2 separate regions of the Homo sapiens genome follow, and region 1 is linked to region 2. A link is a loop called in an ENCODE intact Hi-C map of the cell type or tissue named here. Cell type or tissue: ascending aorta. All regions are shown on one strand. Each heading gives the region's core, and the rest is flanking DNA. Links, peaks and the distances in the headings are about the cores only.

The links. Peaks named below come from ENCODE experiments on the same cell type or tissue, not always from the same donor. Only the 100,000 strongest peaks of a DNase experiment are listed, where the experiment ranks them.
Region 1: it touches region 2 in a loop (10-fold over the local background); 43 of 110 quality-filtered maps call a loop at or near these places.

What each region holds. Positions count from the first base shown.
Region 1 is chr6:28,860,463-28,866,684 of GRCh38, reverse strand. It overlaps LINC01623 (long intergenic non-protein coding RNA 1623), which reads left to right and starts at 3,008. Exons shown (of 2, transcript NR_033379.1): 1 at 3,008-3,401; 2 at 4,670-6,222. It overlaps TRA-AGC2-2 (tRNA-Ala (anticodon AGC) 2-2), which reads left to right and starts at 2,929; the gene lies at 2,929-3,000. It also overlaps the pseudogene RPL13P. RefSeq lists an enhancer at 144-816. In ascending aorta, for the core only: no CTCF peak of the experiment used is centred there; DNase peaks (open chromatin) are centred at 683, 2,424 and 2,904; H3K4me3 peaks cover 1,639 bases; H3K27ac peaks cover 1,084 bases.
Region 2 is chr6:28,978,114-28,984,335 of GRCh38, reverse strand. It overlaps TRF-GAA1-2 (tRNA-Phe (anticodon GAA) 1-2), which reads left to right and starts at 2,592; the gene lies at 2,592-2,664. TRE-CTC1-6 (tRNA-Glu (anticodon CTC) 1-6) reads right to left here and starts at 2,137; the gene lies at 2,066-2,137. RefSeq lists a cis regulatory region at 2,883-3,705. In ascending aorta, for the core only: CTCF peaks have their summits at 2,262 (motif pointing right) and 3,090 (motif pointing right); DNase peaks (open chromatin) are centred at 2,255, 2,625, 3,085, 3,476 and 1 weaker place; H3K4me3 peaks cover 2,737 bases; H3K27ac peaks cover 2,539 bases.

The sequences.
Region 1 (6,222 bases), core at 634-5,633, 120 kb after region 2:
ACCTGTGCCAGCAGCTGCTGTTCTCGACTTCTCGCCGGGCCTTAGCTGTCTCCCCGCGGGGTAAGGCTCGGGACCTACAGCCCGCCATGCCTGAGACGCCCCTCCCCGCCATGGGCTCCTGCGCGGCCCGAGCCTCCCCGACGAGCGCCGCCCCCTGCTCCACGGCGCCCAATCCCATCGGCCACCCAACGGCTGAGAAGTGCGGGCGCAAAGCACGGGACTGGCAGGCAGCTCCACCTGCGGCACCGGTGGAAAATCCACTGGGTGAAGCCAGCTGGGCTCCTGAGTCTGGTAGGGACTTGGAGAACGTTTACGTCTACCTAAGGGATTATAAATACACCAATCGGCACTCTGTATCTAGCTCAAGGTTTGTAAACACACCAATCGGCACCCTGTGTCTAGCTCAGGGTTTGTGAATGCACCAATGGACACTCTGTATTTAGCTACTCTGGTGGGGACTTGGAGAACCTTTATGTCTAGCGAAGGGATTGTAAATACACCAATCGGCACTCTGTATCTAGCTCAAGGTTTGTAAACACACCAATCAGCACCCTGTGTCTAGCTCAGGGTTTGTGAATTCACTAATGGACACTCTGTATCTAGCTACTCTGGTGGGGACTTGGAGAACTTTTGTGTCTAGCTCAGGGATTGTAAACGCGCCAATGAGCACTCTGTGAAGATGGACCAATCAGCTCTCTGTAAAACAGACCAGTCAGTTCTCTGTAAAATGGACCAATCAGCAGGATGTGGGTGGGGCCAGACAAGATAATAAAAGCAGGCTGCCGGAACCAACTGCGACAACGTGTTCGGGCTTTTTCCCACGGTGCGGAAGTGATTTTTCGCTCTCTGCGATGGATCTTGATTGTTCTTTGGGTTTACACTACGTTTATGAGCTGTAATTTGTTGATGGTCTGCAGCTTATCTTTTGAAGTTAGGAAAAACATGAATTCTCGGGCAAGAACAAACAACTCCGGAGGCGCCGCCTTAGAAGATGTAACACTGACTGCCAAGGTTTGCAGTTTCACTCCTGAGCCAGTAGAAGACCAAACCACCAGAAGGAAGAAACTCTATAACACATCCGAACGTCAGAGGGAATGAACTCTGGCTACACCGCATCTAACGATTGTAACACTCATCCGGAGGACTTGTGGCTTTCTTGAAATCAGTGAGATCAAGAACCCGCCAATTCCGGACACAATGTTTTACGAATTGTGTGTTAGTAGGAGTTGCTCCTTACAACTGCTATTTCACAAACATTTATTCCTTGATATAACCTGCCACCACTAGAATTGCAGTCACTGATTCACCAAAAATAAATCAATCATGTCGTTTTTGCTGATCTTAACTTGAGGTGCAGCTCATATTTTTTTCAATATTTAGTGTTAGAAGTGTTTGGAGTCCTTATTTAGAAATTTGGTGTTTTTGTGATCAGACATTTGCCAAGAAAATTAACTCTTAAATCAATTAGTCTAGTCTATGGTAGAATTAGTTTTATTTTGCTTAAAGTAATAGTTTCCAAAAACCAACTGACAATAAGTGAGGACTTCCTATATTTTTATGCTTAGGTTTGATGAAGTGGATAGTCCCATAGCAGTATAATTGGATAAAAGGGGGTATGATCTAATGGTTATAAACTGGGGTGAACTTAGCAAAGCCTGTTTATTCAGGTTCTCTTTGGCATCTCTGTGTCTTCGTTTATTTCCTCCAAGTACATTTTCTCCCCTCTGAATTGACGGTCTTATCACCTACTTTAATTGGAAGATCAGGTAGCTTTCATGGCCCGCTTCACGGAACAAGGGCCCAGAGAAAAACGTTTCTGCTTCTGCTGTTTTCTCAAATGCCGAGGTGTCGTATTTTGGGAGTAGTGTGACCTGAACCCAGTCAAAAGACGTCCGAGTCTTTCTAATCTCTGGGTCATAGGGTCGCCTTTGGCCTATGCATTGTACGTATACAGTATGGCATTTCGCATGTCTGTCCACTTCTAGGCGCACAGTCCAACTGGCTTTGACTGGTCAGGAAGGCCAGGCCTGGATCTGGGGTTGGTACTATAGGTTAGATGTTTTCAGGTTTTGAAGGAGAAACAGGTCCCTTAAGGATGAGAGCGAATCAGAAGAAGACAGACAAAAAAGGATTTAGGATTTGTTCCAGAAGCTCATTTCTGGATTGACTGTCGTACCAAGGTTTGGCGAACGGCGGCAAGCGCTTGCCAGTTTGTCGAAGAGTGGAGAGGTCAGTTGTGCCAAGGAGTGGAGAGGTCTAAGAACTCTCCAGGAGCACGGAGGGTTTATGCAGTCATAAATCGCCTTGCTTCTGCATACTTTTTATTCCGTGGAGGATTCCGCCCGGGCGATGGCGCCATAAATGCAGGTGCGTCCTGGCTCTTTTCTCTTCCCAGTGCGCATCTCGGCGACTCTCACCACCCGAGTCTCAGAGCCCGCGAAACGTAGCGTGCCAGGTTCTCCATCCCGAGGCTGGGCGCGGGAACCTGCAGGGGCAGTAACTACGACCGGGACAAGCCGATCTGCAATTCCCCTCCTGTTTTCTCTGCCCCTTGGACTTAAATTCCCACGGCGGCGTTTAGGGCTTTCGTTTTATCTTTCTGCGTTATGCTCGCGGTTTCCTGGCAACCTTTCCAAGCAGAATCACCCCATCACAGACCTTTCTCTGGGGGGCGGCCAGGCAGGACGGCTCCCTTATAAACCCCGATAGGTGGTTGTCGAGCGGCCGTCCGAGAGGGTGACCTGCAGCGGGAGATCCCAGGCCCAGCACGGGACTTTCGATATAACATTCAGTTTTCCTTCTCTCAGCGCAGTCAGGAAACAATATCCAGTATAGCGAATTCAAAATTAAGTTCGACAAAATATGCTTCTTGGCACGACCGATAATAGTAACAGGTCATAGAAATATTTTGGCCCACGTTGAGCGTTGGGGGGTGTAGCTCAGTGGTAGAGCGCGTGCTTAGCATGCACGAGGCCCCGGGTTCAATCCCCGGCACCTCCAGCTTCATTTTTCTCCCGCCTTTTCTCCTAGATGTGCCTTGTTTGCAAAATCATGTCTATCATGTCCACGACTCGCCTCAATTTTTTTTCTTTTGTTTTTGTGGCACTTTCATTCTCTCTCAATTCTTCAAATTCACATGGAAACCAAGGAAAACAAGCTCCGTTTTGCTTTCAATATTGATGCATTTCTGCTCTAAGGCTTTGACACCACCCTGGGTGGCTGTGTCAAGAGATGAAAGACAAAATGAAAGAGGCCGCGGAAGCACAGACTGGCAGAATTCCAAAACCCGAAAAACAAGCAAGGCACCAAATTAACAAGCCCAATCACATTGGTTACATTTCCCAGTATTATCGAAGATCAAGCAAGAAAGAAAAAGACAGAAAACAAATGCGAAACCACAGGTAATTTTTTACAATTTATTTTAGATCCTTTCTTTTTTGAGCTGTTCCTTGGTCAAGGGACAGACCCAGAAAATAGGAAAACTGTCCCACGGATTTCCCCACCACTCTCTTCCCATCGCAATCTCTTTTCTTTTCCCCCATCAGGTGTCCTCTTGTTCGTCCGATTTTAGACTTTGTAAGCTTTTTGTAGGCTTTTTTTTTTTTTTTTTTTGGAGACAAGAGTCTCACTCTGTCTCCCAGGCTGGAGTGCAGAGTGCAATGGCACCATCTCGGTTCACGTGCAAGCTGTGCCTCCCAGATGCAAGTGATTCTCCTGCCTTAGCCTCCCGAGTAGCTGGAATTACAGGCATGATGCACCACCATGCCCGGCTAATTTTTTTTTTTTTAGTGGAAACGGGGGTTTCACCATGTTGGCCAGGCTGGTCTCGAACTCCTGAACTCAAGTGATCCACGATCCACCCGCCTCTGCCTCCTAAAGTGCCGGGATTCCAGGCGTGAGCCACCACGCCTGGCCTACTTTGTATGCATTTCTTTGACTCATTGTTATTGTTTCTGACTTTATTAGGGTAACTTTTATTAAAGCATAATGTAAGCTTTGGATCCAAATAGAAGTTCTTTATTGTGTTAAATAAATTGAAGCCTTCGTATCTGGCTGACTTGAAGCAGCACTTAGCTAGTTTTAAAAGATATGGAAGGCAATCAGAAAACAAAGATACATATCCCCACTCCCTTCTCTTCCCAATTCTAACCGCAGCTCACATTTTGAAGGGCCTCACACATGCATGTGTGAACATCTCAACATATTAGCGGTGGCAGTTATCTGTAAGGAGTCTGCAGCAACATTAATTCTTGCCTCCTCAGGAGAAGGAAAGAATTCGATTGAGGAGCATAATGCCGAAGGAGAGACCGAGGCAAGTCTTAGAGCAGGGGTGAAAAATTATTGAAAATATTTAGAGCACTAATGAAGGAAAGTACACTTGGAAGAGGGCCAAGCAGGCGACTTGAGAGACCAAGTGCACGGCTTGACCTCTAGACCTGGGGTCGTAAACGTTGGCATAGTTCCTAAATCTTGTGTTATTTCTCCCCACTCCTGAGATCTTATTGGGAAGTGACCGACCACCAGTTTCACGTGTTTTCTATCTGTTAAGAAACTGCCTTTCTCTGTCAGAGGAAGAATCAGTTTAAACTTTATAGATTTCTTTTAAAACGTATTTATTACAAGTCCCCAAGAGGGCTTTATTTTTGCTTTCACACATCCTGTTTTTCAGCTTCCTTGGCTCTTTTTGCCCATATGCCGAAGAGCCGAGCATTGCCGCCAAGCATTGGCACCGGCCATGCGGAGACTAGCGAAAGCTTTGCAATTCCTCTACTTCTCAGTGATGACTCGGGCTTTCTCCTTACATTCTTGATGGGCATGACCGGTCCTGTCAGCTGGGTGGCCAATTTCTGTTCTTCAGCAGAACTGTCTCCCTTCTTGGGGGCCGAGGGCTTTCTGGGGAAGAGGATGAGTTTGGAGCAATACTCATTCAGACGCTGCACATTGGCCTGCAGGGAATCGGTGGACTTGTTCTGCCTCCTCGGATCCACAGAGATGCCAGTGGTCCGGGTCACCTTCTTGTGAATGCCCGCCACCCTGAGCTCCAGGCTGAAGCCTCTGCCGGCGCGCACCTTGATGTGATAACGCACAGCAGGGCACAGCACAATGGGCCAGATGGGTCCCGACTCTCCGGGCGCGGGGCGATGCAGCGCCCTTTGGCTTGCCGGGCCTTGATTCTGCGGATCTTCTGGTTGAACCACGTGGCCACACGCTGCTGCCAGTCCTTGTGGAAGTGGGGCTTCAACATCATGCCATTCCTGCTGGGCGCCATGGCTGCCTACGGCCCTCCTACGAAGGAAACACTTTATAGATTTCTATAGCAGTGTTACATAGTAAGGTTTTATGGCGAGTTTTGTAGCATGGATCATACTACCTTAGGACTGATGGTAAAGTTTTAGTCTAAGGAAAGCTCTGAAAATTTGAAAATGTGTAACCACCCAATGAGTTCAGCTTGCCCACTGCCTAGACAGAACCATTTATCAAGACGGGCATGCAAAGCCGGCTGTGTGGGAGACCCGTTTTATTATTATTCAAATCAGTCTCCCCAAGTGGATTGCAGTTTTTAAGGATAATTTGGTGGGTAGGGGACCAGTGAGTTGGGAAAGTTGATTAGTCGGGTCGGAGATGAAATCAGAGGGAGTCGAAGCTGTCCTCTTGTGTTGGCTTAATTTCTGGATGGGGGCCACAAGACCAGATGAGCCAGTTTATCGTTATGGGTGGTGCTAGCTGATCCATAGAGTACAGGGGCTGCAAAATATCTCAAGAACTGATCTTCGGTTTTACAATAGTGATGTTATCCTGAGGAGCAATTGGGGGAGGTTTAGAATCTTGCAGCCTCCAGCTGCATGACTCCTAAACCATAATTTATAATCTTGTGGCTAATTTGTTAGTCCTGCGAAAGCAGTCTAGTCCCCAGGCAGGAAGCGGGTTTGTTTTGGAAAGGGCTGCTATTGTCTTTGTTTCAAAGCTAAACTATAAACTAAGTTCCTCCCAAAGTTAGGTCAGCCTACGACCAGGAATGAACAAGGACAGCTTGGAGGTTAGAAGCAAGATGGAATTGGTTAGGTTAGATCTCTCACTGTCTCAGTTGTAATTTTGCGATGGTGTTTTCAAATGTTGATTTAAAGAAGACCATAAATTTGTGTTGCTTTCTCAGATTTTGAGAATAAGGACAAAAAGTGTATGTTTTAATGGGAGAATCTTAAGAATTTCACTACTGAAGTG
Region 2 (6,222 bases), core at 744-5,743:
TTTTAGTAGTCTTTCACATTCTCTTTCCTCCTCTTGTCTTGATGCATATTTTGGTTTTGTTATATTTTTTCGACGTTCTCTCTGAGCTGACGAGTAAACGGTAGCAAGTCTGGTGAATAAACAGAACCTACCGTGCCAAAATTAGGGAATTTTTTTTCCTATGGACAATGAATAATAGCTCAGATGAGAAGGAAAGAAACTGGTAGCATTCGAAGAAGAGTTCTTTTTCTCTAATCCAATTAGCTTTATGTGGAAAATGAAAGAAAAGAAAAGAAAAGAAAAAAAGAGGCATTAATCAAGATAAGTTAAGCCAGACAGTTCCTTTCACAGGGGTCCCAACCAGACTGTTTTCTGAAAGCAGAGGCATAAAAACTAATGAAGCAAGAGATTCTTGCTGCACATAGAGGAGACAACGTGTGATATCACGAAAAGAGGGTGCTTTTCAAGAACTGATCACCAGCAGGCCTAGAGGGTTGAATTCCTATGAAACATTAGATTAAAAGGCTTCCGTATATACAGGAATTTTACAAACCATATTACTTTTATGTCTATGTCAAAATAAGATTTCTTAGTCAAATTGATCTTATGTATGTGTCAAAGTTTATTAATTCAAGGACAGAACTGACAAGATGACAAAAGAGTGTCCCATCTCAAGGAAGTTTTGGAAACTGTGAATATATGGAGCCAGGGAAGAGAAGAGAAAGTGCAATTAATTAGAAAAAGTCCTGCTTCATTTAACTGGATCATAACAACATCACATCCTGGCTGGAAGCGGTGGCTCACGCCTGTAATCCCAGCACTTCGGGAGGCTGAGGCGGGTGGGTCTCTTGAGATCAGGAGTTCGAGACCAGCCTGGCCAACATGGTGAAACCGCGTCTCTACTAAAAATACAAAAATTAACCTGGAGTGGTGGCACGTGCCTTTAATCCCAGCTACTCGGGAGGCCGAGACAGGAGAATTGTTTGAACCCGGGAAACGGAGGTTGCAGTGAGCTGAGATCGGGCCACTGCACTCCAGCCTGGGCGACAAAGAGAGACTCCATTTCAAAAAACAAACAAAAAATCACATATTCCATTTGTTGGTGAAATAAGATCAGGAGCACCACGATCTTTGTTTGGAAACTTGTAGAGAAGTCATACGTGCCCCAAACTCTTAGCAGATATAAGAAAGAAATAATAAGCAATAGCTGCTCTTTAGACAGACCAAGAAACAAAGATTCATGCCCCGATATTGTCAGACAGGAACCAGTTAGCACAGGGTCACCAAACCTTGTCAGGAGAGAAACAAAAAGTCTGCTTTTTCTCCAGTAGCTCTCGGTAAATTTACCAAATGTGCATTCAGAGATGGTGCTGAATTCATTGTTTGCCTGTTTCTCAGTTTTGTGACAGCAGGTTTTAATTTCATGTTTATGACCTTCTCCTATCCTCTCTTAGGAAAAAAACATAATTTGTACCTTCATAGGGGAAAAAAGGTTGAAGCGCTGGAGAGATGAAGCAGTCCTGAAACTGCTTTGGCCCAGAATATTAAATTACTGTGTAGGTATTTCTAGGGCTATCCCCTAGCGCCCAGTTGGAGCAGCGTGAAACTTACAGAGAAATCCGAGGAAGATAGAGTAGGTGTCTAAACCACCGAGGCTCTAGCAGCTTCAGAAGCTTGAACACAGCGATCAAATCTCCCAGAAATGACTTCGCCATTTCTTCTCTGTCATCTTCATAACTGTCTTTTCAAAAGGTTATGCTAATCTCAACTAACTCCTAATGGATTGTCTCCGGAATTTCCCGCTTACTGAATCACCCAATTGAGTTAAAAATGTTAAAGCGCTTACTTAGAACAATGCCGGACACTCGGTCTACGCTAGATTAAGTATTCATTAATAAATGTTTTAAAATAATTGAAAATTACATTGCTTGTCATTTTGTACCTGGAATACTAAAACAGGAACAGGGTTTCTATGCAGAAAATGCCTCCTATGAAAATTGAAAGTTAACTTATCCACAATTTGCTGTTTACTCAGAGATTTCGTTCCTGGATGAAAGAATTTGGAGGTTAAAACAGAAAAACCTCATTCCCTGACCGGGAATCGAACCCGGGCCGCGGCGGTGAGAGCGCCGAATCCTAACCACTAGACCACCAGGGAAGCTGAAGTAGGTTTATTAAAACATATTTATGAAGCGAGAACTCAACACATACGCACACAGTTGACTTCTACTTTTCCGACGAGTTAGTGCACGGTCATGCTCTCGTATTCACTGACCTCCTGTTTTGCACCAACCAATAAAATCTGGACGGCAGAGGGCGTGGCAATGCCATAAGAGTAATTTGGGAAGTTCGTAACTGGATGATGGAACGTGCTCTGTTTCGATGTGTGCATTCAACCGAGAATAAATTGTAGCATCAATTTGTAATTGTCTTCTTGCTTTTCTTTGCATAAAGTGGTGAGCCATTTGAAGAACGAAATAATTTTTTAATTTGTCTTTGGTTCCTTCGGAGTACCTGTCATTGTGGGTTTTTTTTTTAATAAATACCTAATAGTAAATAAAAAACATAAGTAATAAATTCATTAAGCCTTATTTTTAAGTGGCGTGGGCGGAGCCGAAATAGCTCAGTTGGGAGAGCGTTAGACTGAAGATCTAAAGGTCCCTGGTTCGATCCCGGGTTTCGGCATGAGAGCGCTCGGTTTTTTGTGCCCACGGCAATACAAATATGGAATTTTCCTTCTACAATACAGAAACACTCCTTAGAACCTAAAATGGGGTCATATTTTTCTCAAATTCATAAAGGAAATCGCAAGAACACTGTGGGATACGTTTATTTCTGTAGCAGAACTCTAGGTATGGGTTTCAACATCTCACTAGATAAAAGAAGAAAAGGCAAACGTGCTGAAAGAAGTTTAATCTTGAGCAATACTAATTACATTTTATTTGCGACCTCTGTTCCCTCAATAAATATTTATTAAGTGAATTGTTAGTGTTATGCGCGCGTCTAACTGAAGAGACAACCTGAACAGGCTAAGTGTGAGCAACAAGCTGTTTATTCACTCTGGTCCGAGCGGGCTGAGTCCGAAAAGGGAGTCCCACCACCGGAGGGTGGTGGGATTGCAGCTAGTTTTATAGGTTAGGAGTAAGCAGTGGAAAGATACAATAAGGGCCCGTTTATTGCGGGCAAGGGAAGAATGTCACAAGGTACATTATCACAAGGTGGGAGGGGTCACAGAGCACAGTGTCACGAAGTTGATTGATCAGTTAGGGTAGAGCATGTTACAATGGTAGAAGGTCGCAAGGTTGGCTAATCAGCTAAGACAGGAGCTGTTTTTCTTCTTTTGTGGTTTTCCTGTTGTCCCAGACTTTCTGGCTCCAGGAGACCTTCTGGATGTGTACGTGTGGGTCACAGGGGTCACAATGCCTTGATCATAGCACAGCCTGCTCCGAGGAAAAGGATAGAGAGAGGCACGGCCGGTGAACTGAAGGGAAGTTTCCTGGAAAAAGGAGCCGCCTAAGCTGTTGAAAAAGTGGCTACTTGCTAGAGGTGGGGGAGGGGAGGGGTGGCTGCTGCGCTGTGAAAGGGAGACAGCCAGCATATTCCCTCAGCCACCTTTTTCCTAACCTCCTAATTTGCTAGCTCTTGGCATATTCAACCCCTGTCTTCCTACTCGGAGGAATGGTCTCTCATTTCCAAGTCTACTTAATATTCCATCTGAGCTTTTGAACCCTCTACCCATTCCATTTTGCTCTATGTTTGTGTCTTTCATCTCTCTCCTCCTTACGTGCCTCTCTTCAAATTACAGAATGTCTAAACCTCTATCTTTGGACAACAAAAATGGAACACATGACCTTATGCATTATCCTCAGACTCTTTCCTTCCACTCAGCACCAAACCTGTTGAAAGAACAATGTTTACCTCATTATTTGCTCATCAGCGGAGGAGGTCTGCCTTCCAATCCCAGGAAACCATTACCATCAACTTTCCAACTTTCAAATGTCTTGGCTGTTTTTGGTCCTATACTTAATTTTGCACAGTATACCAACCTATAAACAATCCTTCCCTTATGAAGCAGTCCTCCTTTGGACTTTGGGATTTTGAAGCAGCCTCGTTGTCTGGGGTGACACCCTAGATTCATCGTCTCACAGCCACAGAGATCAAGGACCTGGACACACAGAGAGGTTAAGAGTGGAAATTTAATAGGCGAAAGAAAGAAAATATCTCTCTGCTACAGAGAGGGGTCCTGGAAAAATGGGTTGCCGAAATTCGGTGAAATGCAGGGGGTTTTACAGATGAGCTAGTGGGGAGATGGTGTCTGATCTACATAAGGCATGAAAAACCCAGATAGGACCAGGTGTGCCAACTGCATAGGGTGTGAATCTCTGGCAACCCTCACCCCAATCTGTTATTATGCAGGTGGGTTCTCTGCCTGAACTTCTCCATGTTGCCCATTTCTTTCTTACTGTACACATGCTAACAAAAAAGGGAAGGTGGAGCCTCATGGTGGACATGCCTCACCCCCAGGTAGACCTTTTCTATCGGTGCAGCTGCCAGCCTTCCCCCATGCAAGTTTCCAGCTTCCTTATCTATGTCTGCAGCTCCATCTTGCAGGCTGCTCTTTGTTAGAAAAGGAATAATTTCTAGGGCTGCTTTTTGTTAGAAGAGAAGTTCTGCCGAGGACTCTTTTGCCCTAACTACCTAAGCAATTTCTTTGTATCTCCTGTATCAACTTGACTCTCCATTATTTTTCTCCATACTCTCTTGCTCTTCCCTTTCAGCTCCCTATCCCTCCAATTTTAATGACTTTGGTCTTTTTTTAAATTAAATGTTTAATTTTTAGGTAGTCGTAGATTCACATGCAGTTATAAGAAATAATATGGAGAGGTCCCATGTCCCCTTTACCTGCTTGCCCCCAATGGTAACATCTTGCAAAACTATAGCACAAAATCACAATCCGGATATTGATATTGATATTGATAAAGTCAAGATGCAAAACATTTCCATCACCACAAGGATTCCTTTTGGCCCTTTTACAGCCACACCCACTTGCCTACTGTTCCTGCCTCAACCTCTGGCAACTAGTAATCTGTTTTTCACTTTTATGATTTCATCATTTCGAGAATGTTATGAAAATGGAATCATACATTATGTAACCTATTAGGATTGGCTTTTTGCACTCAGTGTAATTCTCTAGAGATTCATCTAGGTTGTTCAGCATCAGTAGTTCATTCTTATTTCTCGCTCACTAGCATTCTGTGGTATGAATTTACCAGTTTGAACATTCACCTGCTGAAAGACATTTGAGTCATTTTCAGCTTTTGACTTTTACAAATAAAGCTACCATAAACATTTGCATACTGGTTTTAGTGTTAATATAAATTTTCGTTTAGCCAAGATAAATGTCCAGGAGTGCAGCTGCCGGGTGGTATGGTACTTGCACATTTAGCTTTTTAAGAAACTGCCAACTGTTTTCCAGAACAGCTACATTTCACATTCCCACCTACATGTATACAGCCTCATCAGCATTTGGTTGTTGCCACTATTTTTATTTTAGTCATTCTGATAGATGTATAGTGATATCTCATCTTGGTCGTAATTTGTATTTCCCTAGTGCTAAGGATGTTGAAAACATTTTTATGTGCTCGTTTGCCATCTGTATATCTTCTTCGGTGAAATGTCTCTTTAGGTGTTTTATCCAATCCGATAAGAATAGTTGTGTACAGGTTTTTATGTGGGAAGTTCCTGAAAAAGCTGGAAGTTCAAACCTTTTCCAAATCTCTGTCTTAGATTATGAAGTTCTCATGCCATGCAATTTGTTTTTTAAAAAAATTATTTAGTGATACTTCTGAAAGCAATGTAAGGAAGACTATTCAGGACTATCGGGATAGGCACAAGGGACCATTGCAAGGAGGTTTTGCAGTGAGGGAAAGAGATCGGCCTCAGTTCTGAATATAGCATGGGCAAATGGGAATTTATAGCCAAGGAGCAGTGTGTCCTGGTCAGTGGACAGGAAATTACCAAGAGAAAACCTCAGAGGTAAGGGGAATTCTGGCCAAACAAACCTAACAGGATTCTTGCTGAAGACAGGCCAAGGTAATCAGACATCAATCATCTGGGGGATGGTGGAGAATGAGGAGCCTGATCAGAAATGGAGGTTAAACATAGATGATATGGGGGTTCTTGCTAAACTGACTTGGCAGGGTTCTTTGCTAAAACTGGACGTTACAAGGAAGTGCACAGATG